Regions from separate parts of the Homo sapiens genome. Here regions 1 and 3 are each linked to region 2. The links are chromatin loops, found by intact Hi-C in ENCODE. Cell type or tissue: Caco-2. All regions are shown on one strand.

What was found. A loop is a pair of places that touch in the nucleus more often than their neighbours do. Peaks named below come from ENCODE experiments on the same cell type or tissue, not always from the same donor. Only the 100,000 strongest peaks of a DNase experiment are listed, where the experiment ranks them.
Region 1: a loop joins it to region 2, with 2.5 times the contacts of the local background. A loop is called at or near these places in 1 of 110 quality-filtered maps.
Region 3: a loop joins it to region 2, with 3 times the contacts of the local background. A loop is called at or near these places in 1 of 110 quality-filtered maps.

The regions. Positions count from the first base shown.
Region 1 is chr11:110,463,834-110,471,833 of GRCh38, reverse strand. It overlaps FDX1 (ferredoxin 1), which reads right to left. Exons shown (of 4, transcript NM_004109.5): 4 at 6,950-8,000. Among named protein-coding and RNA genes, the nearest start is that of FDX1, 38 kb to the right of the region's middle. In Caco-2, no CTCF peak of the experiment used is centred here; no DNase peak of the experiment used is centred here.
Region 2 is chr11:110,578,182-110,586,181 of GRCh38, reverse strand. ARHGAP20 (Rho GTPase activating protein 20) reads left to right here. Exons shown (of 15, transcript NM_001384657.1): 13 at 2,445-2,634; 14 at 3,747-3,861; 15 at 4,957-8,000. The coding sequence ends at 6,812. It overlaps LOC124902753 (a long non-coding RNA gene), which reads right to left and starts at 2,449. Exons shown (of 2, transcript XR_007062888.1): 1 at 1,637-2,449. In Caco-2, no CTCF peak of the experiment used is centred here; a DNase peak (open chromatin) is centred at 3,239.
Region 3 is chr11:110,444,647-110,452,646 of GRCh38, reverse strand. The region is part of intron 2 of FDX1 (ferredoxin 1); the gene reads right to left. Among named protein-coding and RNA genes, the nearest start is that of FDX1, 19 kb to the right of the region's middle. In Caco-2, a CTCF peak has its summit at 4,536 (motif pointing left); no DNase peak of the experiment used is centred here.

The DNA of each region.
Region 1 (8,000 bases), 110 kb after region 2:
GCTATGCACTTGTAAGTTTTATTACTAATTAGAACTTAACTTGCTTGAGAGTTTTGAATGAGGTGTTAAGTACAAAGTATGTTAACTTCGGCAGGGGTGAGATTTTTCCAGTTCAATATTAATGCCCCTACAAAAGAAAGAAGAGTAATGGAATATTTCACCCAGATGGTTTGTCTCTTTGATATCTACAAACATTTTGAAATGACTTAAAATATTTTTCAGCCTTTCTGTGCAGTTGCATTAGGTGATGACTGTTGGCTTACTTATTTCCTGCTCAGTTTTTCCTTTGCTCTCTCTCCAAACAACTTTTGTCTTGGTAGGCTGTAGTTGATCCACAAAATTGGACTTATAGCATTAAAAAGTTGGGTAATAATGGAGACAGAAGAGTGCCAACAGGTTGTTTCATAACTAATACCTTGTGATCAGCTGTTATCCTGCCACTCAGCATGGATTCTGAGCCTGATAATGGGCATTTTGAGGTGTGTACTTTAACTACATCAAGATGAGGCCATGGCCTCCAAATGATGGGGTTTCACCGGGGTTGCAGAAGAGCTCCAAGACTGTGCAATGAGTACTGCCCAAAAGTAACAGGCTGGCTGACTGAGAGCTGGCACAATGGCTGGACGTAGGTTTTAGTCCCTGGTGCAGGAAAGAAAAGCCAGGAAAGTCAGCTTCCCAGGGTGACCCTCTCTTTTGTCCTCTAAAATAAAAGAAACCTCTATATCTCACAAGTATAGCCACTTTGCAGTGCACCTCAGGACATGCAAGGAGAGGCTGGTAGACGTGGGTGCTGGGTCAAAGTATGTCCATTCCACTGTGTACATCAACAGTTTTGTAAATTCTGGCAGTCTTCTTAAAAGAACTGAAGAGTTTGACCAACTTACAAAAGCAATAAAGACAGGAAAATACTTGAAAGTTTATGTCATCATCATCTTAGGATGATGATTTTAATCATCACAAGACTTTAACCTCAAGAACTCTTGGTTTAACTGTTTTCCTTTGCCTTTTTTGGTTTAGTGAACCCGTTTAATAGAATCATACATATTAATCAAAAGCTCTGACCCAATATTTTCTCCTTCTCCTCAAGCTCCTGCTATTGGGGCACAGAGATGAGCAAAGTAGATCTTTTCATAACAGATTCGTTCAAGAAATTCAACCAATATTTATTAGCCACCTACTCTACATCAGGTACTCAAGGCATTTGGAGCACAACAATGAAAAAAAGAGATTGGACTTTAAAAGAACATAGGAGCTGTCACTTTTGATTTTGTAACTCAGATCTGATCTTAAGTAGACTGCATCACTTTAAGTTACTGTATACAGGAGAATCTTTTTTTAGCAATTTCACTTGGTTGTACAGAACATAGCTCACTGAGCAGCCAAAGCATGCTGCCTTCCCCCATAACAGAATTATGTTGAATGTAGCCCTGCCAGGATTATTAAATTTTTCTCCAAAGTATATTTGCTTGTGTTCAAAGAATGGTTTCTTGGCTAGGTGTGGTGGCTTATGCCTGTAATATCAGCATGAGCTGGGAGGCCAAGGCGGGTGGATCACCTGAGGTCAGGAGTGCAAGACCAGCCTGGCTAACATGGTGAAACCTCGTCTCTACTAAAAATAAAATTAGCTGGGTGTGGTGGTGCGCACCTGTAATCCCAGCTACTCAGGAGGCTGAGGCAGGAGAATTGCTTGAACCCGGGAGTCGGAGGTTGCAGTGAGCCAAGATTGTGCCACGCACTCCAGCCTGGGTGACAGAGCAAGACTCCATCTCAAAAATAATAAAACAAAATAAAATAAAAAAGAATGGTTTATCTACTGGGCAAGATCTACCCAATGTTCATACTTCAAAAAATTAGATCAGACTGTCAAAAAGTGTGTTAAAAATTTTTTTTCTGGGCTGGGCGCGGTGGCTCACGCTGGTAATCCCAGCACTTTGGGAGGCCAAGGTGGGCGGATCACGAGGTCAGGAGAGATTGAGACCATCCTGGCTAACACGGTGGAACCCTGTCTTTACCAAAAATACAAAAAAACTAGCCAAGCTGTAGTCCCAGCTACTCGGGAGGCTGAGGCAAGAGAATGGCATGAAACCGGGAGGCGGAGCTTGCAGTGAGCTGAGATCGCGCCACTGCACTCCAGCCTGGGCGACAGAGCGAGGCTCCGTCTCAAAAAAAAAAAAAATTTTCTGAGCTTGATTAAAAAACTACATTAAATTTTCACGTATGTTTCAATTTAGTGGCTGGGGAGGAGGGTAGAGTGCTATTATTCCTTTCTAAACAGGTTTCCATATGGCAGTTTGTTTTGGAATATTATAAGGAACTGTATGGGTTTCAAAGAACTGATGTTGCTCTAAAAAGCAAACAATTTATAGTTCCATTTTCAGCTATGAGTACTTCCCTTCTTTTACTTTGATTAGTGTCACTCTTTGCTTTTCTTCAATTAAAGAGGCAATGAATTCTTTCCAGCCCACTTCCAAACAATGCACAGCTGTATTCTGTCATTTGCTCCCTCTTCTGATTACAACCTAGAAATTTCCAACTCATAACTACTTCTTTAAGATTTCATGTATGGGTGGTTATCAGTAGAATACTTCTCTGACATATTGCAATAAACCACTTCTATTTTCAGTACACTCATCAGATGAGTGGTTAGGCTTAAGAGCAGAAAGATCTTTACATATTTGCTTTTTAAAAATAACTATTCTGAATGGAGAAGTCAAAGAATCGAATATCTGTTCATAATTCATACCTAACAGGCTTCTACCTATTCTTTAATACCTAAGATCTGTATTTTTTCAAGAAGCAATATCCAACAAATAGCGCTTTGCAGCTAACAAAACTCTTTCATAAACATAACATCTTTTAACTTAAATTACAAAACTATGTCCAATTATTATTTGGGTGAGACAGTAATTTGGCTAAGGTACTGGGGATAATTATTTCCACTTAACAGAGAAGTTACCTGAGGCCCAAGAGGGTTAAATGACTACATTCAAGAGGCACTGCCAAGCCTCAAGGAGACAACATATAATTCTCCATACAATAAACACTCTCATTGGAATATATAGTGAGCGTGTGTCTAAGATTTATTTAATTCATTAATGAAGGGACCTGCAGAATGACAATGGGTGGCTCAAAGCAGGACATGAGAAACTGACACATGCAGTCAATGGAAAAAAGAATGTCAATGGGAAATAAGACTGCAGAGATAGATACAAAACTGGATAACGCCCTTCAAGGCAAGAAAACCGTTAACTCTTGGAGTTACCTTCCCTACCAAAGAGAAATTTTTTTTTGAAACTTATCAATTTTTTCTAAGTTAATATCTAACTTTAGAGAGTTTGGGTACTAATCAAGAGTACGCACTAAGTCAAAGTTACCTTTGACGAAGTTTGCACAGGGGTCAGCAAACTTAAACTGCGTAGAGCCAGACAGCAAATATTCCAGGCCTTATAGGCCATGTGGTCATTGTCACAACTCTTCAACATTGCTGCTGTAGTATGAAAGCAACTATTCACAGTAAGGAATGAATGAGCATGGTTGTGTTCCCATACAACTGTATTACGACACAGTTTGTTAACCCCCATCCTAATAAAACATCAAGTCATCCTTCAGTGACCCAGTTAGACAATCCTCTATATACAACTTTGAAGAGACATGCAGTTCTTCATTTCCAATTTTCAGATAATTTTTAAACAGTATCCAGGTCTTTAAATGATAAATTTGATGCTTTTCCCCTACTACGTAAGAGAGCTGACTTTGCTGTCTCTCTCAGTCTCATTCAGTCCTTAGAGTTCAGATAAGAAACAAATAAAGCTGTATGAAAGAAAAAGATTAAAATTTAAAAATACTAAGAAAAGTGTTTTTCTGTAATTCTCAGTCTTTGGCTTGCTTGCTTGGGGAGAATATTCTGTGGACCACCTATCCCTTTCCCATACCTTGAGGAATCCTCATTAGAATCCATGGGAAGCCTAAGACTGGTAAGACATCACCAAGGCCTATCAGAAATGCATGAGGCCAGGTGCTTCCCAGTGATGGAAGAGCACTCATCTGGAGGAATGATCACAACGGAAACACGTGATGCAGGAAGGTGGAGTCCATGTGCCACCTATAGGACCTTTAGCACTCATGCCTCAGAACCACTGACCTACAAGATCAAAACTAGCAGAGGGACCTGTATTCAGCTCATTTGAAGGCGGTTTCCTCCAAGATATGTTAAAAAAAAAAAAAAAGTTGATGAATTGAACACTGTCCTTTTCAATGCAGTGGAAATTACCTCATTTTTTAAAAAAACATTCCTATGTAATACCTGACTCCTGTTTAGTTAGGATGCAAGCTCAGTATATTGGTCTGTATTGAGCTTACGTAGTCCCATCCATAACAAGTGACTGCCAGAGCCAAATGCTAGAAGCAGATTCCTTGTAAGATCAGGATTTGATTAATTCAAACACTTACTATATACCTACTGTGGGCTAAATACTATGATAGACATTGCAGTTATAAAATTGAACACCAACCAAGTCCTTATTCGTAAAAAGAGTAAGCGCTGGCCAGGCACGGTGGCTTAGGCCTGTAATCCCAGCACTCTGGGAGGCTGAGGCGGGTGGATCACTTGAGGTCAGGAGTTCGAGACCAGCCTGGCCAACATGGTGAAACCCCGTCTCTACTAAAAATACAAAAAATTACCCAGGCTTGGTGGTATTCGCCTGTAGTCCCAGCTACTTGGGAGGCTGAGGCCCAAGAATTGCTTGAAACAAGTGGGGCAGAGGTTGCAGTGAGCACAGATCACACCACTGCACTCTAGCCTGGGCAAGAGAGCAAGACTCTGTCTCAAAAAAAAAAAAAAGTAGATGCTATTCTATCAGGGAAAAACTGATGATGAAAACTGCTGATGTGCTAACTGCTACATGGAGTACATGCTACATATGCCATATGTAGTAAATGCTCTAAAGGGCGCCCTGAAGCAGAGTAATGGGACAGACAAGACAGTGATAAAGGCCACTGAGGTAAACCAAGCTGAGTGCTGATGATTTCAGAAATGACTAGTAAGCAAGGGAGCCAGAAAGGCAAAAGGCTCTGCTTGCTTAATTTTGTATTACTATCAAATCAAGTCTAAAAATTACATGACAAATAATATCTTAGATAATAAGCAAATGGGAGTCAAAGGAAAAAGGAAAGAGACCTCTATTAGATAGTTTACTACTAACAGTCACTGAGGCAGTGATGCCCCTCACCGTGAGATCCTTTCTATCAACTCCCCTTGGAAGCTGCTACTGGTAGATTTAAATTATCCTTTAACTCCCCATTTCTGTTCTATTATAGCCACATGTATTTGTGCCTGCTACTGATCATGCCTTCCTCCTGCCAGCTGGTTTTCTAATTTTTCAGATTCTAGAAATTATAAACAGAAAAAAATCTGATAAAAATAACTTGATATCATGTGACATACTGACACATTAAAAGAATCCTGTCATTGCCTAACCAAGATCACATTTCTACTCTTCAATATTTCTCTAATAGAAAACAAAGTTTATATGTAATGTTTGAATGTCTTACTATGGTTTATTTACTTTATAAAGTTTTAGTAATGTAAAATACATTATTCCTATTTTTTTGGGTAATAGAACAATAAGTTGTGCTATAAATAAAGCCATCTAACAAATTCTGATCCAAAATGTGGCTTACCACAAAATTTCAGGTAGTTTAAGGAAGGAAAAACAATTAAAAGATTTGTGAAAAAGAAGAAAAAGAAAAGATGGGGAAACATATGAATAGTCGAAGTCTCTCCTAGAAAACAACTTTTCAAGTAAATATAATCATTCTAGTAACTGTTGAATGACCACTACAGTGACCACATGGATCATCATATGATACTTAAATAGCTAGTAAGAAAATTGGAAAGCTGTCCTTTGAGACAGAAAAATTAGACAGTATTTTCACAGTTAAAGGCAAAAGGTTTAGAATTCCTTAGAACAGCTCACTTAAGAAATTCAGTGGTTCTGAATTACTTAATTATAGGTTGGTTTTATCTGTGAAAGCCAAATACAATATTAAGTATTAGCACATAACCAATAATTACATAGAACTCTATACCAAAGGAAGATGCCTTTCTTGGTGGAAAAATGACTACAAAAGGTAAAAAAAAAAAAAAATTACACAGCATTGAAAGAGAGCCCGCTATTTTTTCCTTTCATTTAAATCAATAGTCAAGAAGCAAAATGTTGGGAGTTATAGAATAAAACAAGTGAGCCATCATAATAAAGCAGACACAAGAATCTTTCAAATGTAAGAGAAAAAGCTAGCTCCTCTTAAGTTTAGAACACTGTTAGTTAAAAGGCCAATATTCACAGGAGATAAGGGGCCAATAAGTTAACAGTTACTCTGATATCTCCAAATACTTGGAAACCCCTCCCTTCTGATGATGGGCCAGACTTAGTGCTTCACTTCTAATGAAAAGAATAGTTGGGAGTGATACTGTGTCACTTCCACAACTAGCTCATAAAGAGGATCCAGTTCTGCCTGGCATGCATGCTCTTCTGAGGATGCCTGCCCTTGGAACCCAGGCGCCAGGTTGTGAGGAAGTCCAGGCCACACAGAGAAGCCACGTGTGGGTGTTCCAGCCAGTATCTTCTCCTAGACCCCCCAGCTGATGCCAACAGCAGACACCAGTCATATGAAGAATATGCCTGAAGATGATTCCAGAACCTGGCCTTTGAGTCATCTAGCTTAAGACCTAATACATTGTGGAGCAGAGACAAGCTATCCCTGCTCCGTACTCTAAATTCTTGACTCACAGGAACTGTCTGAAATAATACAAGATTCTTGTTTTAAGCTACTAAGTTTTGGGGTAATTTGTTTTGCAGCAATAGATAAACCAACACATTTACCTACAACACACATATATCAAATACAGAAGGATTTTTTCAAACTGAAAAATCACCTTTATACAAACCAATTATAGATTATATCCTCCATTTAATAATTTTAGAAGGTTTTATAAAATAACACAATTAAACTTCATTTGAACTTTTCTAATTTGAAATATAAGACAATTTATACTCTAAATTTTAGAGTGCTTTGGTTGAATATAATCATTAAAGTAGCTCTGGAAGGAGAGTTTAGGTAATCCACACACAAAGACAAGAATAATGAAGCTAATTAAGAGAATAAATTGGCTTTGAAGTACTTTAAAATTATAGCACTGCTATGGTTTGAATGTCCCCTCCAAAACTCATCTTGAAATTAAATTGCCAGTGTAATGGCATTGAAAGGTGGGTCCTTTAAGAGGTGATCTCCTTTAAGAGCAGAGACCTCATGAATGGATTAATGCCGTTATCTCAGGTGTGGGTTAGTTATGTCAGAAGTGGGCTCCTGATAAAAGGATAATCATTTTGCCCTCTTGCTCTCACTCGCATTCTCTTGCCCTTCCACCATGTAATGATGCAGCAAGAAAGCTGTCACCAGATGCCAAGCAGATGCTGGTACCATGCTCTTGGACCTCCCAGCCTCCAGAACCATGATCCAAATAAATCTCTTTTCTTTATAAATTACCCAGTCTGTGTTATTCTATTATAGCAACAGAAAATTAAGACAAGCACTCTCCACATAGAAAGCATTCAATAGTTATGGCCAAGCACGGTGGCTCACATCTGTAATCCCAGCATTTTGGGAGGCTGAGGTGGGTGGATCACTCGAGCTCAAAAGTTCAAGACCAGCCTGGGCAACGTGGTAAAACCCTGTCCCTAGAAAAAATACAAAAATTAGCCAGGCGTGGTGGTCCGTGCCTGTAGTACCAGCTACCTGGGAGGCTGAGGCACGAGAATCCCTTGAAACTGGGAGGCAGAAGTTGCAGTGAGCCGAGATCATACTATTGTACTCTGGCCTGAGTGACAGAGTAAGACCCTGTCCCCCGCTCCCCCCACCAAAAAAAAAAAAAAAAAACTACTCAATAGTTATTAAGCATCAAATGATACTTCAAGTTCTTCCTAATCACTTTTTACATATGA
Region 2 (8,000 bases):
CTTTAAAAATATTTTATAAGATTATTTATTAAAATAATGACAGCTATCAAAGTCATATCCATGTGGACCAGTTTAAAAATAGATGTATGCTAGTTTGTCATTGTTTTCCTTCTTAATCTTATAGTTGAACATTGTAATACTTGAAGATTGTACACCTTCCATATACCTGAATCTGATAGGAGCTGAAATCCATTAGTCCACTAGCTAATACTATACACCCAATCTTCAGTTTATGATCTTAATTTTTGTAAATATTTAACCAGACAACTCATCATATATTGCATTCACCAACTGAAGTCATACAGAGAAAATGACTTATTCTGTCTTCTCATGGAACTCAGTCTGGTAAGGTAGATAGAAAAATCAAGAATTACAATGCAGTACAATCAGTGCTAGAAGAGAGATTTGGAGAGTGTTGTGGAAGCACAGCAAAGACACAGTTAAGTCCTTGAAAAGTGGAAAGGAAAAGCAGAGTTGCAAAGGACGTCTGATCACAAAGGATGTACTGTCTCTACTCATGCAAAGGGAAATTGCTGGTAGAACTCACTACCCCATTCCTGGACTTTTCCTGCATTATAAGAGAGTAAGAAAGAAATGTCCCTTAACAAAAAGCAGTATTTCTAGTTCTGTGAATACTCAAGAATCTCAATATTATTTACTTGCATTTGCTTGTTTAGTACAGTTGTTTTTTCTTAAGCAACTTTCATATATGAATTATCTACAACTTTCACCAGTAGAACATAGTACAGCTGCTGAAGACACCAGAAACCAAGGCCGTTTAACAAAATACCACCTCCACTTCCATTATAGTTTGGCGTAAACCATTCAGATAGTGAGCATCAAATTCTAAACTGTGTTGCTATATATCCTATAAGCTGTTAAAGGATTTTTTTGGAAAAAGGTAAAATTATGACTCTCATGCAAATATAAACACGTGAAATATTTTGTTTAAATCGTTTATGAGGGAACTAGTAAGATTAGTAAGATGTTACAACCAGTTCAAAGGAAATTTCAAAGTTGAAATCATATGTATATATTCATATATACATTCACATATATTCATATATATTCACATATATTCATATATTCACATATATTCATGTATTCATATATGTTCACATATATTCATATATTCATATATATTCACATATATTCACATATATGTTCACATACATATTCATATATTCATATATATTTTCACATATATATTCATATATTCACATATATTCATATATTCATATACACATATATTCACATATATATTCATATATATATTCACATATATTCATTTTTACATTCACATATATATTCATTTATATATTCACATATATATATATGAATCAGAAATGCTAAAGTGAATTTGCAAATAAATACAAACAAAACTGACCTCTTCTATCAGGGCAGGGATGCAGATCAATCAGTTCTCTCCACCAGAATTTTCACATCTTTAGACAAGTATTAGATGCACTGCTATCAGTTAGTTATAACTTACACAGAGTTGTAAAATAGCTCTTATTGTGAAAAATCTTAGGGCCCCATAGAAGCAGAAAACCCAAAAGCTTATGCTAGATGCCTTATTTTCCATTGAATACACCCAGTAATCTTTTGTTCTATTTCAAAGTCCTTCATAACTTACCCTTACAAAAACTATGCTCATTGTCAGTCCATTGTACTAAAGAAAGGCCTCCCTGCTATTTGTGCAAGCAGCAGTCAGACTATCATCTTTTCCCTAGGTTGCAGGTTTCTATTGAAAAAAAAAAAAACAGTCATGAATATCAGTATATTTGTACTTTTTGGGATAATAGTAGTCATTTTTGCTGACTGATCATTTACAAATCCCTTATCAATTACAACATGAGAACAGCAGAAAATCTACTATAAGCAACTGATATGTGAAAGTGATACAATGAAACAGATTTAGGACAAAATTGACCTTGGAAGTTGGTGGAGCAGAACATAAGCTCTCAAAATGGACCTGGACGTCTTGATAGCTAAGGTTTGGGTTCTTACCAAGAGACAGCATTTCTGTGTTGCTACTTAAATGAGCATTTTATAAATTGCTGTTTAATTTTATCAGAAAGCTTTTTGTTGTTTTTGGTTGAAAATATTCTGAAATGTTACAGGATTGGCCTAAGTTTGCATTATGCTAGTTTCAGGGAAATATTTCAGGCAGCATTTTTTTTAATGAAATATTTTTCTGCATTCTTTTACATTTTCTTTGAGATGTGAAGACAATATACAAAAACAAAAAATAAATTCCCAATGCCTATTTTTTCTTTCTGTACAGGCAGTCCTCACTTTGTATGGTACCATGTTAACTGAAACTCTTGCATATCTGAACTGTGTTCTTGATTTCCCTCTTCCCCATTCAAAGTGAGAGTTGCTTGTCTTTACAAGTTTTTGAATGAAATGTCTTGCTTAAAGAGTAATTTTTCTGTCTTTAGGCTATTAGACCAGCTTCCGAGAGCCAATGTTGTTCTCCTAAGGTATCTTTTTGGGGTGTTACACAACATTGAGCAACATTCCTCATCCAATCAGATGACTGCATTTAATTTAGCTGTGTGTGTCGCTCCAAGTATTCTTTGGCCTCCTGCTTCCTCCAGCCCAGAACTAGAAAACGAATTTACAAAAAAGGTAATGAAGTTTTTCATTTTTATGCCCTGGGAGACTGAGTCCCCGTTTTGAAACTGAAATTTGGGGTATTCTAAAAGATGATTTCTTAAATAACTTAAATATACCGTATCCTTATAAATTTGACTTTACTGGTAGACTATAGGAAAGTGAATTGTTAAGTAGAAAATGATAGCAGATGGGTTACTTCTCTTTTCCCTTTAAGGAGGCTAAACACCATGATTAAAACCATAAAGTGATAAAGCAGCTGATAAGATTTTTTAAATGAAAAGAAAAAAAGGACTTTGGAACTAGGACAGCTAAGCTTCCATTCTCAGCTCCACCCCTTGCCAGATGTACAGTCTTGGGCAAAATTACATTGACCCACAGTGTCCTCATCTAAAAATAAAATGGAGTCGGTGATAATACAGTAGTTACTTGAAATCACACTCCTGTAGTCCCTGACAGTTAATAAGGGGTGTGGGGATATCAGTTCCCTTTGCTCTTAACATTTCTCCTGCCCCTTGGCCTCAGCTACTGGGGCAAGGGAACTTCAGAAAGGTTCCAGTACCTCTCAATGGAGTCACAAAGCTCCCTAGTAAACTCTTACCTTTCCCTGCAAGCACCTCTTGTTAGGGAGCCTATCAGAAGGTGGCAGTACATGGATAGACCTGTCAGCCAAATGACTGGGTAGAGACTAGTCAGGAACACAAGTTTTCTTTCTAGCTGTCTTTCTCCTTCACAGTGCACTCGCAGATGAGCCCTCTTCCCAAGCTTATGACAGCCTGCCCTTTACACAAGAAATAGTTTTTATAAGTCTTTGTCTAATGATGCTTTATAAATTTTAATAACAAAATATATTTCTTTACCCAATTTTACAGACAGAGCCATTGGTATAAAACATTAAGCCAAGGCTACAAATAATAACTTTAGTCCACTGATTACATTTCTATGCCCAAACTACTTTTAAAAGTATCATAGTTTTTTAGGGAAACTGTTTAATGTACTTTTAAAGCCGATATGAATTTTTCTCTGGGTAGATGTGGTTTTTGTTAAAAATCAGGATTTATATATGAAATGTGATTTATAAACATGTAATATGAAAAGTAATACTTCGTTTGTCCTTTTTCTTACAGGTTTCCCTGCTTATACAATTTCTGATTGAGAATTGCCTTAGGATATTTGGAGAAGAAATCACTTCCCTCTTCAGAGAGGTTTCAGTGAGATGTGACACTAGAGAGAATGCCTCAGGTATTGTGAATAATTGGATTGGTTTTTGTGAGAAACAGACACATGGTTGTTTGTAAACGTGCTGGGATAGGGGTTTTCCTGGAGCCCACAGCAGCTGAAGTGAAAGGAGCCTCTGATCCAGGTCAATGGGGCCCAGGGCTTTTTGATCCTTCCTTAGATGGCCTGCCAATAGGTCAGCATATGTTAACAGTGTAGTGGGATTAAGAACTATATAGAGATTAGGTTCCAGCCTTCAATAAGTTAGTGGCAGCATGCTGTGGTATGATGTTTTTTGATGGGCTTTTTAACTTTATGAATAACCCTAATATATATAATAGAACTGCTATGGTTGAAACTGGTGTAGAAAGCCCAGAGGTAGTAGAGGCATGAATGTTTTTTTTTTTTTTTTTTGTCCTCTCCTTCCTTGTACTGGTCCCTCAGACACGTCAGAATTCTAGTGTGCTATGAAACAGTTTGAAACAACTAGCATCATTTGAGGTGGGGGAACACTGAATTCGAAGACATACAGCTGCCTTCAGAATATGAATCCTTGTGCCATCAATTACTAGATATGTTATCTTTGGCCAATTATTCTATGCCACTGAACATCATTGTCTTTATCTCTAAAATGTGGATGAAAATAATGTCTAACTTTTATGGTTGTTGTAAAGATTAAATAAGGTAATGGATATTAAGGAACTTTGTAAAAGAGACATTGTTAGAGTTAGTAAATGGTTTCCCCAAGACTAGTGTTAAGTATGTATAACCACTAGCAATCTGTTAGAAGGCAGAGTCTTACTCAGAATCTGGATATACTTATACCATGAAGGCAATAATTCCTTCATATTTTTTACCATTTCTTGGTCATATGACATGTTCATTGCTTTAAGAAAATCTTACTTAAGGAAAGCCCATTCGTCAGGAACTGAGATAAATCTCCTATACCCCAGCAATTTTATTTTTATTCTTCACTAACAATTGAGATTGTGAAAGATTCTCTCTTTCTTGAGAGTAGGAATTTGAACACTTCACATGAAAAGAGAATTTGTTCTTAAGGAAGCATGAGTATATTTGTGGTAAGTAAATATGTTAATCATGGTTTAATTTTTTTGACAGATATTTCTTGCTTTCAACTGAATGACTCCTCCTATGACAGCTTGGAAAATGAGCTAAATGAGGATGTTGATGCACCATGCAGTGACTTGGTAAAGAAACTTGGCCAGGGGAGCAGAAGCATGGACTCTGTCTTAACCCTCAGTGACTATGATCTTGACCAGCCCGAGGTGGAAGGCCTTTTAACCCTAAGCGACTTTGACTTGGCCCATTCTAAAGATGAAGATGTTCAAATGAAACGGCCTCTTGAATCCAAGCCGGTGAACATTTTAGTGTACACAAAGATCCCACTGCGGGATCATGCCAGGGCCCCATCTGCCATGTGCACACCCAGCTACCTGTCCACAGCTGCAGCAAATGCTGCAAAAAGCCTGAGGCGACACCGGCGTTGCTCAGAGCCCAGCATCGACTATCTGGATTCAAAGCTTTCCTACCTCAGGGAGTTTTATCAGAAAAAGCTACGCAAGTCCAGCTGTGATGCAATTCTTTCTCAAAAAGATGAAGACTATCTGAAGCAGAATCAACCCCTCCAGGAGGAAGGAAAGACATGTTTTAAACAGAGTTTAGTCACAGGCACTGATGTCAGCAAGAAAAATGCCACTACTCAAAACACTAAGAAGAAAAGCTTGTCTGGTAGTGAAGGAAATCACGTGAAACTTTTCCCTAAGTCTAAGCCAGTGGCCATTTCTGTGGCATCTTATAGTCCTATGTCCTCACAGGATCATTCCAAGAACCAGCCCTTTGATGTGAATACATCTGGATACTCCCCACCACACACAGCAGATGCCCTCAAGGGTCCAAGGACACATCGGCGCTGCTCAGAGCCCAACATAGAAGACCAGAACCGCAAGCTGACCTATCTCAGGGGAATTTATTCAAAGAAACAACATAAAACCAGCTGTGAAGCTGGTCTCTTGCATGGAGAGGAGGATTATCTCAAACGGCATAAGTCTTTGCAAATGGAGGGGCAGAAGCTCATTAATCAGAGTTTAGTCATGGGGATTGAGGTGGGCAAGAGTAGTGCCACAAACCAAAACACTGAGAAGGTTTTACCCCCAAGATTAAACCTTTGCCCAAGGACCAGCTATTCCAGCTTATCCTCCCCAGGCACTTCCCCATCCGGCTCATCAGTAAGCTCCCAAGACAGTGCTTTTTCTCAGATTTCTGAACACTCTGTGTTTACACCCACTGAGACTTCCTCTCCAATAGATTGCACTTTTCAGGCTCAGAGAAAACGGGAAGACCTTTCTCCTGACTTTAGCAATGCCAGCCATGTTTCCGGAATGCCCGGTCCCTCATCAGGGCAGGCTTGCAGCCGCCCAGCCTATACAAAGAAGGACACCATGGAGTGGCATTCACAAATGCATTCTGTAACTCTTCATCCCAGCACATGGTTGAGAAATGGTGTGGCCAGTTTGAAAAACTGGTCCCTCAAAAAGAAAGCAAAGGCAGCCAGACCAGAGGAAGAGAAAATAGCTTCTCCAAAAGGACCCTTAGAGCCACCCCCACATGCTTCTGGTGTTCCAGAAGCCAACTCACTGCAAGAGGAACAAAAAGACTTGCCCTTAAGGGCAGCTGAAGGACTGTCCCCTGTGCAGTCAGCCCAAAGGTGTAGTTCTTCTCCCTTCCAGGACTCAGAGAGACACTGTAGCTCTCCATTCAGCCTGGTGGAGAGCAGACTTAAGCTGTGCATGAAGTCACATGAGGAAATAGAGCCTGGTAGTCAGAGCTCTTCTGGTTCTCTGCCTTGGGAAAGAGCCTCAGCCAGCTCTTGGACTCTAGAGGATGCGACCAGCCCAGACTCAGGGCCTACAGTGGTCTGCGACATTGAGGACAGGTATTTAACCAAAGACATTTAAGCATAGTAAGAATCTGATGTCCACAAGAACAGGAACTGGGTTAATAATAATAGACAATAATTATTATGACCCCTTTGTATAAGATACCTGGGAGAGGTAGCATAAGGATTATCATTGCTAATACTTAGGACAACGAAATAATTCTCTTTATTGAGACTACTTGACAAATACTTTATGCTAAAAATTTTGTCACCTAAGTGTTTGGGAGGCTTTTTCTTATTAAAGGTTGGGATTGGTCCTGTCATGTGGTTTTAGAGATACTAACAGAGGGCTAGAGAAAGCATCTTCTGCAGAGGAAGCACTTATGGGAACAGTCTGTGAGATTGATGTCCTGAGAAGACCAAGATATCAGGAATGAGGAATAGGGGCCTGAGGAGAGAGGGGAAGGGTACAGAGAAACCATCTACATTCCATGGAATGTTTTTAATAAGTAGGCAAGAAAAATGCCACTAATCAAAGCATTAAGTGTGTCCAGTAATGAAGAACATCATATAAAATCTTTCCCTAAATCTAAGCCAGTGGCCATTTTTGTGGGATCTTACTAATCACGTGTCCTTACAGAATCATTCCAAGAACCAGCCCATTGCTACAGCTAGAGTGGAGAAAAACAGAGTGACTCAAAAGCCATGGGTACCATGATATCAGTTTTGTTGGTTGTATTTGTCGGTTTGTTTTTTCATTCATGTTGAAGTGCTTTGCAAGGCTTCAGGAAACAGAGTTGTGAGGAGAAAGAAGAAAATGGCTGCCCATTTCAGTACCCTTTCAAAGGTATCTCTGCCTAGGAACATTCTTCAGAAATGCAACTTCTTCTATTTAGAAGGTGACCTCCTGACAGCGTTCACTCTCAATATGGAGGAAAAGACCACAACAACTGTCCTTTCTCAATTACACAAATGCTGTTAAAATGTGATCAAACCATGGCATCACTTTGCTGAAATGTTTCTGCACAGTCCTGCCTCTTAGATTACAGTCAGCCAGAAAAACATACTTATAAATCATCCCTTTTCTGATTTTTGTAGTTTGGCAATTGAGAGAGCAATATTGAGGTTGGCCGGTTATAAGGAGTCCCACAATAGAATACCCAACAAAGTGGCTGCCAGGCCTTCTCAGACAGCCATTTGCTTTGGGTTTTGCTTCCAGACGTTGTTCCATATTTTTGCCCCAAATGTTTCATGGCTTATACCCCAT
Region 3 (8,000 bases), 130 kb after region 2:
AAGGTGTAAAATATCTTTTTTTTTTTTTAACTTTGCCTCATTTTTTTCCCAAAGCCACTTGGGAGTATGACATCACCATTAGTCTCTTGTGCCTCTAGGAGAAACTCTAAACAACACAAACTCATTCACACATACAAGTTCAGGTCCAGATGCCCCTCAATCTTTTTATGAGCTTATTTGCCATCTCTAAATTCTCCTTGGTGAAGTGTCTGTTCATATCTTTTGCCCATTTTTTTAATTGTGTTGTTTTCTTACTGTTAAGTTTGGAGAGCTTTTTACATAGCCGGGATACAAGTCCTTTCACTGGATATGTGATTTACAAGTATTTTCTCCCAGTCTGTAGTTTGGCTTTTCAGTCCCTTAACAGTGTCTTTGGAAGAACAAAAGTTTTTAATTTTGATGAACTCTAATTTATTTTTCTTATATATAAGAATTTATATATAAATTCTTTTCCAGTCATGTCTAAGAATTCTCTGCCTACCTACCCACAGGTCCTAAAGATTTTTTCTTGTTCTTTCTTTTAGGAGTTTACAGTTCTAAGTTCTACATTTAGATCTAAGTCAATTTTGCATTCATGTTTTTATAAGATGTGAGGTTTAGGTTGATGCACCTTTTTTTTCCCACATGAATATCCAATTGATTCAACATCATTTGTTGAAAAGAATACCCTTTCTTCACTAATTGCTTTGCACCTTTGTCAAAAACCAATTGGCCATTGCCAAGAGGTGGAAACAACCCAAATATCTCTCAAGTGATAAAGAGATAAAGAAAATGTGGTATACGTAAGTGAGAACATGTGGTATTTGGTTTTCTGTTCCTGCATTAGTTTGCTGAGGATAATGGCTTCCAGCTCCATCCATGTCCCTGCAAAGGACATGATCTTGTTCCTTCTACGGCTGCACAGTATTCCATGGTGTATATGTACATTTTCTTTATCCAGCCTATCATTGATTGGCATTTGGGTTGATTCTATGTCTTTGCTATTGTGAATAGTGCTACAATGAACATATACATGCACGTATTTTTATAACAGAATGATTTATATTCCTTTGGGTATATACCCAGTAATGAGATTGCTGGGTCAAATTGTATTTCCAGTTCTAAATCTTGGAGGAATCACCACACTGTCTTCCACAATGGTTGAACTAATTTTCATTCCCACCAACAGTGTAAAAGTGTTCATATTTCTCTGTAACCTCACCACATCTGTTGTTTCTTGACTTTTTAATAATCACCATTCTGACTGGCATGAGACCCTGTCTCTTTAAAAAAGTAGAAGAAAAGCAGCAGCAGCTACAATTACAAGAGTTAGAAGGTGCAATGCATTTTATCCCAAAAAACAAGCTATAAATGGTGATTAAGTCAGTTGTGAAGAAATAGGTTCTGTGTGTTGGCTCAAAAATTTAGCCAACATTATTTTTTATGGGAAAACAAATTCCAAATAACAAGCAGCTGACCTGAAAATAGATTATGGAAACAAAAGCTATTCACAAAATGGGGAGCTTTTTTTTTTTTGGCTTTTCATATACACAGAGAACCCTACAAAATAAACAGTGGAAGATAACCTATAAAACTATAAAAGAATAAAGGATATAAAAGTAACAAACAACAACTACAAGGCTAAAACTTGCAGCTGATCACAATATGGGTATACTAATATATGATGTATATGAAGGAATGAGGTGCAAAAGTTATATAACTTATTATATACACAGCCCCAGAGTAATATTGGTGGCTGTCAGCTTTTAGTGTCTTTATAAGTGGTTGGCTATATAAAAGTAAATGAACAGGGAAAATGTGTATGTCTATGTGTATACATGTATGTACATGTATATATATACATGGATATACACATATATGTAAACACAAAGTGATGTTTTATGAGAAATGCATTCTCAAAGATTTTGGAAATTGTACAAGTCTCATATTTCAAGAATTATTTTCTCAAAGAAACAAAATAGAAAAGTGGATTCCTAAAGTTTAAAAATCTAAAATCCTCAAACATTTTTGTTTTAAAATATACTTAAGTAGAACAAATGTTTGATGTAAAATTCTTTTCATTACTATGTCCACCTTTCAAATAACCAAAAATACATCATGTCTTACAGCAGTCCCGAGCCACAGGCCACACAGCAGGTGAGCAGAGGGCAAGTGAGGGAAGCTTCATCTGTATTTACAACTGCTCCCCATTGCTCACATTACCGTCTGAGCTCCACCTCTGTCAGATCAGCAGCTGCATTAGATTCTCATAGGATGAGAACCCTACTGTGAACTGTGCATGTGGGGGATCTAGGGTGCACCCTCCTTATGAGAATCTAATGCCTGATGATCTGTTACTGTCTCCCATCACCTCCAGATGGGACCTAGATCTAGTTGCAGGAAAACAAACTCAGGGCTTCCCACTGATTCTACCTTATGATGAGTTGTATAATTATTTCATTATATGATACAGTGTAATAATAATAGAAATAAAGTGCACAATAAATGTAATGCACTTGAATCATCCCAAATCCATCCCCACCCCAACCTTGCCCATGGAAAATTTGTCTTCCACAAAACCAGTCCCTAGTGCCAAAAAGGTTGGGGGCCACTGCCTTAGAAAATACAACGGTAGTTACCAGCAGATGGGAGTGGGGGTAAGGAAATGAAATGAGCATGTGCTGTTCAAAGGCTACAAAGTTTCAGTTAGGAGGAATTTGTGTTTAAGATCTCTAGCACAGGCCGAGCACAGTGGCTCATGCCTGTAATCCCAGTACTTTGGGAGGCCGAGGCAGGCAAACTGTTTGAGGTCAGGTATTCGAGACCAGCCTGGCCAACATGGTGAAACCCCATCTTTACTAAAAATACAAAAATTAGCTGGGTGTGGTGGTGCTCACCTATAATCCCAGCTATTAGGAAGGCTGAGACACAAGAATCACTTCAACCCAGGAGGTGGAGGCTGCAGTGAGCCAACATCATGCCACTGCACTCCAGCCTGAGTGACAGAGTAAGACTCTGTCTCAAAATATTATAAAAAATTAATTTTAAAAAATCTATAGCAACAGCATGGTGACTGCAGTTAATAATAATGTATTGTGTATTTCAAAAGTTACTAACAGTAAATTTCAGATGTCTCATCACAAAAAATAAGTGAGGTGAAGGATATGTTTATTAGCTTAAGTTAATCATTCCACATTGTATACATGTATCAAAACATCACACTGTACCTACCCCATAAATACAATTATGATCTGTCAATTAAAATTAATAATAATAACATACTTCATGCCTTAGCACAGATAATAACCTGATTTAGGAACACCTTACAGCAACACTGATATTAGCCCCTGGTGCTAGCATTTTAGCCACCATCCTGGCTTGGTTATACAACAATTTTCATGAACTTAAAAGTATATACATTTTAGTACTGCTTTGATTTTGTTTACATACTGGCTAACAATTCAGAGTGCTTTCTCCTAAATTAACAGTAGTATGTATCATGACAGGTTTTTGGCTTTCTTCCTAACATTTTGTTATATCTAACCTCTATTCCAAAATAACTCATTTTCAGATACATTTTTCAGTATTAGCACTTAATGCTTGGCTGAAACTGATACAGGCTTTAAAAATGATTTTAAATTATAACCACAGTTTAAAATATCATCACCATAGTCAAGAAAATCATACAGATATTCAGATGTCTATAAACAGCATGGTTCACATGGTGCTGACAAAGGATGGCAGGGATTTGTTTATTAGCTAAAATGGTCCATCTTTAGCTGCAGTAACAAATGTAAAATTTACAACTCACACAGCCTGCCAGCTTAAAATTACAGGATTCCTGACAACAGTTTTGGTTTCTGCAATGCTTCTGATTTTGCTAGAGTAAGAATCTCAATACTGTTAATCTGCACAATTTCAAATATATGCATATAAAATGACATGAAGAATAGTAAAGCATGCTTACTAATTTCAAGGTTGGTGAACTCATGAACCAAGTTTTGTTTTTTTAAAACAGGAATAATGATAGTAAGTACTTGGGCAAATCCTCAGAAGTTGTAGCTGTGAAATTAATTCCTAGAGAAAGTCAGATCTCTGCAGACTGCTCTGCTCCTTTCCTTTCATGTAACTTGAGTGTTTGCCAACGGGAAAAGACATTTTGTGTGTGTGCATCTCATATTAAGATCATTTTGTATTATCTACTACGATGCTGACAATACAATTGCCTGCCCCGACACCTAACCCCTTTCCCAAACAAAAATCTAGAGGATGGCTGTGTGGGAATATTATATATTAGAAATGGAAATTATGTGTAAATATAAAATCTAATTTTCTAGATTAAAGATTGATCTAGCATAGTCAGAAATACATTATATCAATAGGGACTCAAGCATGAGGGGAATACAAATAAACTTATACAAACACAATCAGGATCTTCCAATTTGTATAATTTCCCTCAAAACAGACACATGAAGAAAACAGGTAATATTGAAGAAAAAAATGTCTTGAGAGTAAACTAGGTAAGTTGAATCTCAGGTGTGTAACTGCCCCCTAGTGACAGAATATTATGATACACTCTGAAAACAGGTACCTGCATCATCCAAAAGATCTATATTAATATAAAAGTTGGCAATGAGAATGTTTATAAGTTTGAACTGTTTCCAAAATTTATGACTGTCCCTTTTTATTCATGTGTTCACTTATTACTTCATTTCGTATACAATGAGGAATTAAACAGGAATGACTTTATCCCTCATCGCAGTCTATTGGGAAAGATACACAAGAAATACATAATTACTAAACTGTGACAAATACTATAAAACAAGTGAACAAGATGCTGAGAAAGAGAATAATGGGTTCAGGGTAACAAGAGAACCACTACTTTGGACTGGGTGGCTGGGCAAAGCCTCGCTAAGGAAGTACATAAATTGAGATTTGATAGATGAAAAGCTAAATTTTGGGGATGGGAGAGAGAGGGATGTGTCTCAGGGAGAGGGTAAAGTATATACAAAGTCTCAAAGGTAGGAATTTTGGGTGAGTTCAAGCTCTTGAGAAAAGGCCAGTATCACCAAAGTGAGACAAAGAACAATGAGAAAAAAACAAAAAAGAGGAAGAGTGGCAGATGGGGCCAGATAATGCAGAGCCTTTTACGGCTGGGAATACAGATTTTATCCTATGTGCAAAGGAAGACACTCATGGTTTTTTGTTTGTTTGTTTGAAGGAGTCTCACTTTGCTGCCAGACTGGAGTACAGTGGTGCAATCTCGGCTCACTGCAACCTCCGACTCCCTGGTTCGAGGAATTCTCCTGCCTCAGCCTCCCAAGTAGCTGGGATTACAGGCATGCACCACCATGCCCAGCTGGGTTTTTTTTTTTTTTTTTTTTTTTTTTTTTTGTATTTTTAGTAGAGACGGGGTTTCATTATGTTGGCCAGGATGGTCTCAATCTCTTGACCTCGTGATCCGCCCATCTCGGTTTTTTTTTTTTTTTTCCAAGATGGAGTCTTAGTCTGTAACCCAGGCTGGAGTGCAATGGTGCAATCTCAGCTCACTGCAACCTCTGACTCCTGGGTTAAAGCAATTCTCCTGCCTTGGCCTCCCCAAGTAGCTGAAATTACAGGTGCACGCCACCACACCTGGCTAATTTTTGTATTTTTAGTAGAGACGGGTTTTCACCATGTTGCCCAGGCTGGTCTCAAACTCGTGACCTTGTGATCTGCCCACCTAGGCCTCCCAAAGTGCAGGGATTACAGGCGTCAGCCACTGTGCCTGGCCCACTCATGGCTTTTAATCAGGGGACTGACATGTCTGATTTCTGTTAGGACAAATTACCTGGCTGTTAAACTCCAGAGCAGAAGCAGGTTAGCACAGCTCCAGGCGCCCAGTGGCTGGCCAGCCCCTCGTGCCGACTGTAGGGATGGAGCCAACAGGACATGCTGGAGGCGAATCTTGGGGGCACAACTGGCAGGAGGTGCCGATGGACTGGATGTCAGGTTGGGAAGAAAGAGGAAGGAATGGTGCTCTACGGTTTCAGGTTCGAGCAGCCGGGTGGTGCTCATTACTGAGGTAGGAAAGACTCGAGGAAGGACAGGTTTCATCAGGAGGAAAAAAGGCAAAAGCTGTTTTAAATATGTTAGATTTCCAAGAAGTGATGTAAAGCAAGAAGTTAGATCTGTAAATCAGGGCTCAGAGGAGAGGTCTGAGCTAAGGATGTAAATTTAAGAGTTTATCAATATCTAGAAAGGATTTAAGGTCACAGAACGGATGAGATCACCCAGGGAGAAACTGTAAAGAAACTAAGTACTTCGGTCAGCCATGTTTGGAGTACGGTGTTCATCTGTATGACTTATGACAAATGCAGTGTTTAGATGGGCTCCTGCATTCAGCCTTAGGAATTAATGAAACAGCTGCCCCCATAATGTTGTGGTAATAAGCTCTTCTTTATAATGATAACATTGCACCCTTCCTGATTTCATTTCTCTCATCTTTATTCTAGAAAGAAGCTTAGGCTTAACTCTGTCTTTGGTGAATCTAGTTTAGCTTACTTATCTCAAGCTTATCTTTAAATACAAAGATTTGTGGACATGTCAGGATACTTGATCTTTAAAGCTTTTCTTCTGAGTCTGAATACGCGAATTTCTATGATACCAGCAGAATTTTTAAATTTACATTAAATTTTCTATATTTCTTGGGTATTCGGAAAAAAGATTATTTCAGTGCTTATCTCTGTGTGATGATATGAAGTGTTAAATTCTTTTTAAATGTATTTTTAAAATTTGCTATAATGAACAATGAATCTGTATTAATACCTATGTTAACAATATTAGCTAATATTTATTTAGGACTTGCTTGGATTTACTCATTTGATCTTTACAGCAACTTTATGAGGTAGATATTAATATTATCCCTGCTTTACAGATGAAAAGATGAGTTATGAGTAGGTTAGATACCCAACCCAAGGTCACAAAGCTGAAAAAGGGATACAGCTGGGAAAGAAGCCCAGGCAGGACATTCTTCCATTCCAACCAATGACTTTCAGAAAAAACTTTATTTAACTGTGACTCACAGTACGAATTTCATTTTACATCATGACCCAGTACATATATACTTGTAAAATAGCTAAATAAACATTTCCTAAGATAATACCCTTGCAAAAGATGATATGTTTTTATATGTTCTTTTTGATTTCTTTAAAATGCTAGTTGGGAGTGACTAAATTGATTTCATGACCTTGTAATAGTTGTCACCTGCGGTTTAAAAAAAACTGTACTGTAATATATAGTCACAAGTGATGAAGAAAAAAATACTTTTAAAAACTTAAAAGAATACTTTCAAGTATTAAGATCATAATACTTATGTTTTAATTTAGAAGAAATTAATATAAAGCAATCCACACAAATTATTTATGCAAAAAGCATTTTACACTATTTTGAGAATATGTAACTTCATGTAAAATAGCAGTTGGAAGCCATTTAAATAAATGTTTAAAATTTTCATCTTCACAATTTTTATCAAATAGGACATTTAAAGAGCTTTTGCTAACCTATAAAAATAAACAATACCTCATCAGAAAAATAAGCAAATAATACTGCCCAAAGCAATTTACAGATTCAACACTATTCCTATCAAACTACCAACATCATTTTTCACAGAATTATAAAAAAACTATTCTAAAATTCATATAGAATTGATGCAGGGTAGACAGGCCCCAAAATTGGGGCTTAGCCCAGGAAGGTTCTTAGCTTTGCCCAGGAAACGATTCAGGGCGGGTCGGTCGTGTTAAATAGCAACTTTCATTGAAGCAGCAGCATACAGCAGCAGCAGAAGTAGGACTCCTTGTGGAGCACAGCTATCCCATAGGCAGTGTGCCCAGAGTGAGGCAGCTCAGAGGTTGTTCTGCAAATATATATATATATATATACGTGTATATATATATATATATATACGTATATATATATATATACGTATATATATATATATACGTGTATATATATATATATATACGTATATATATATATACACA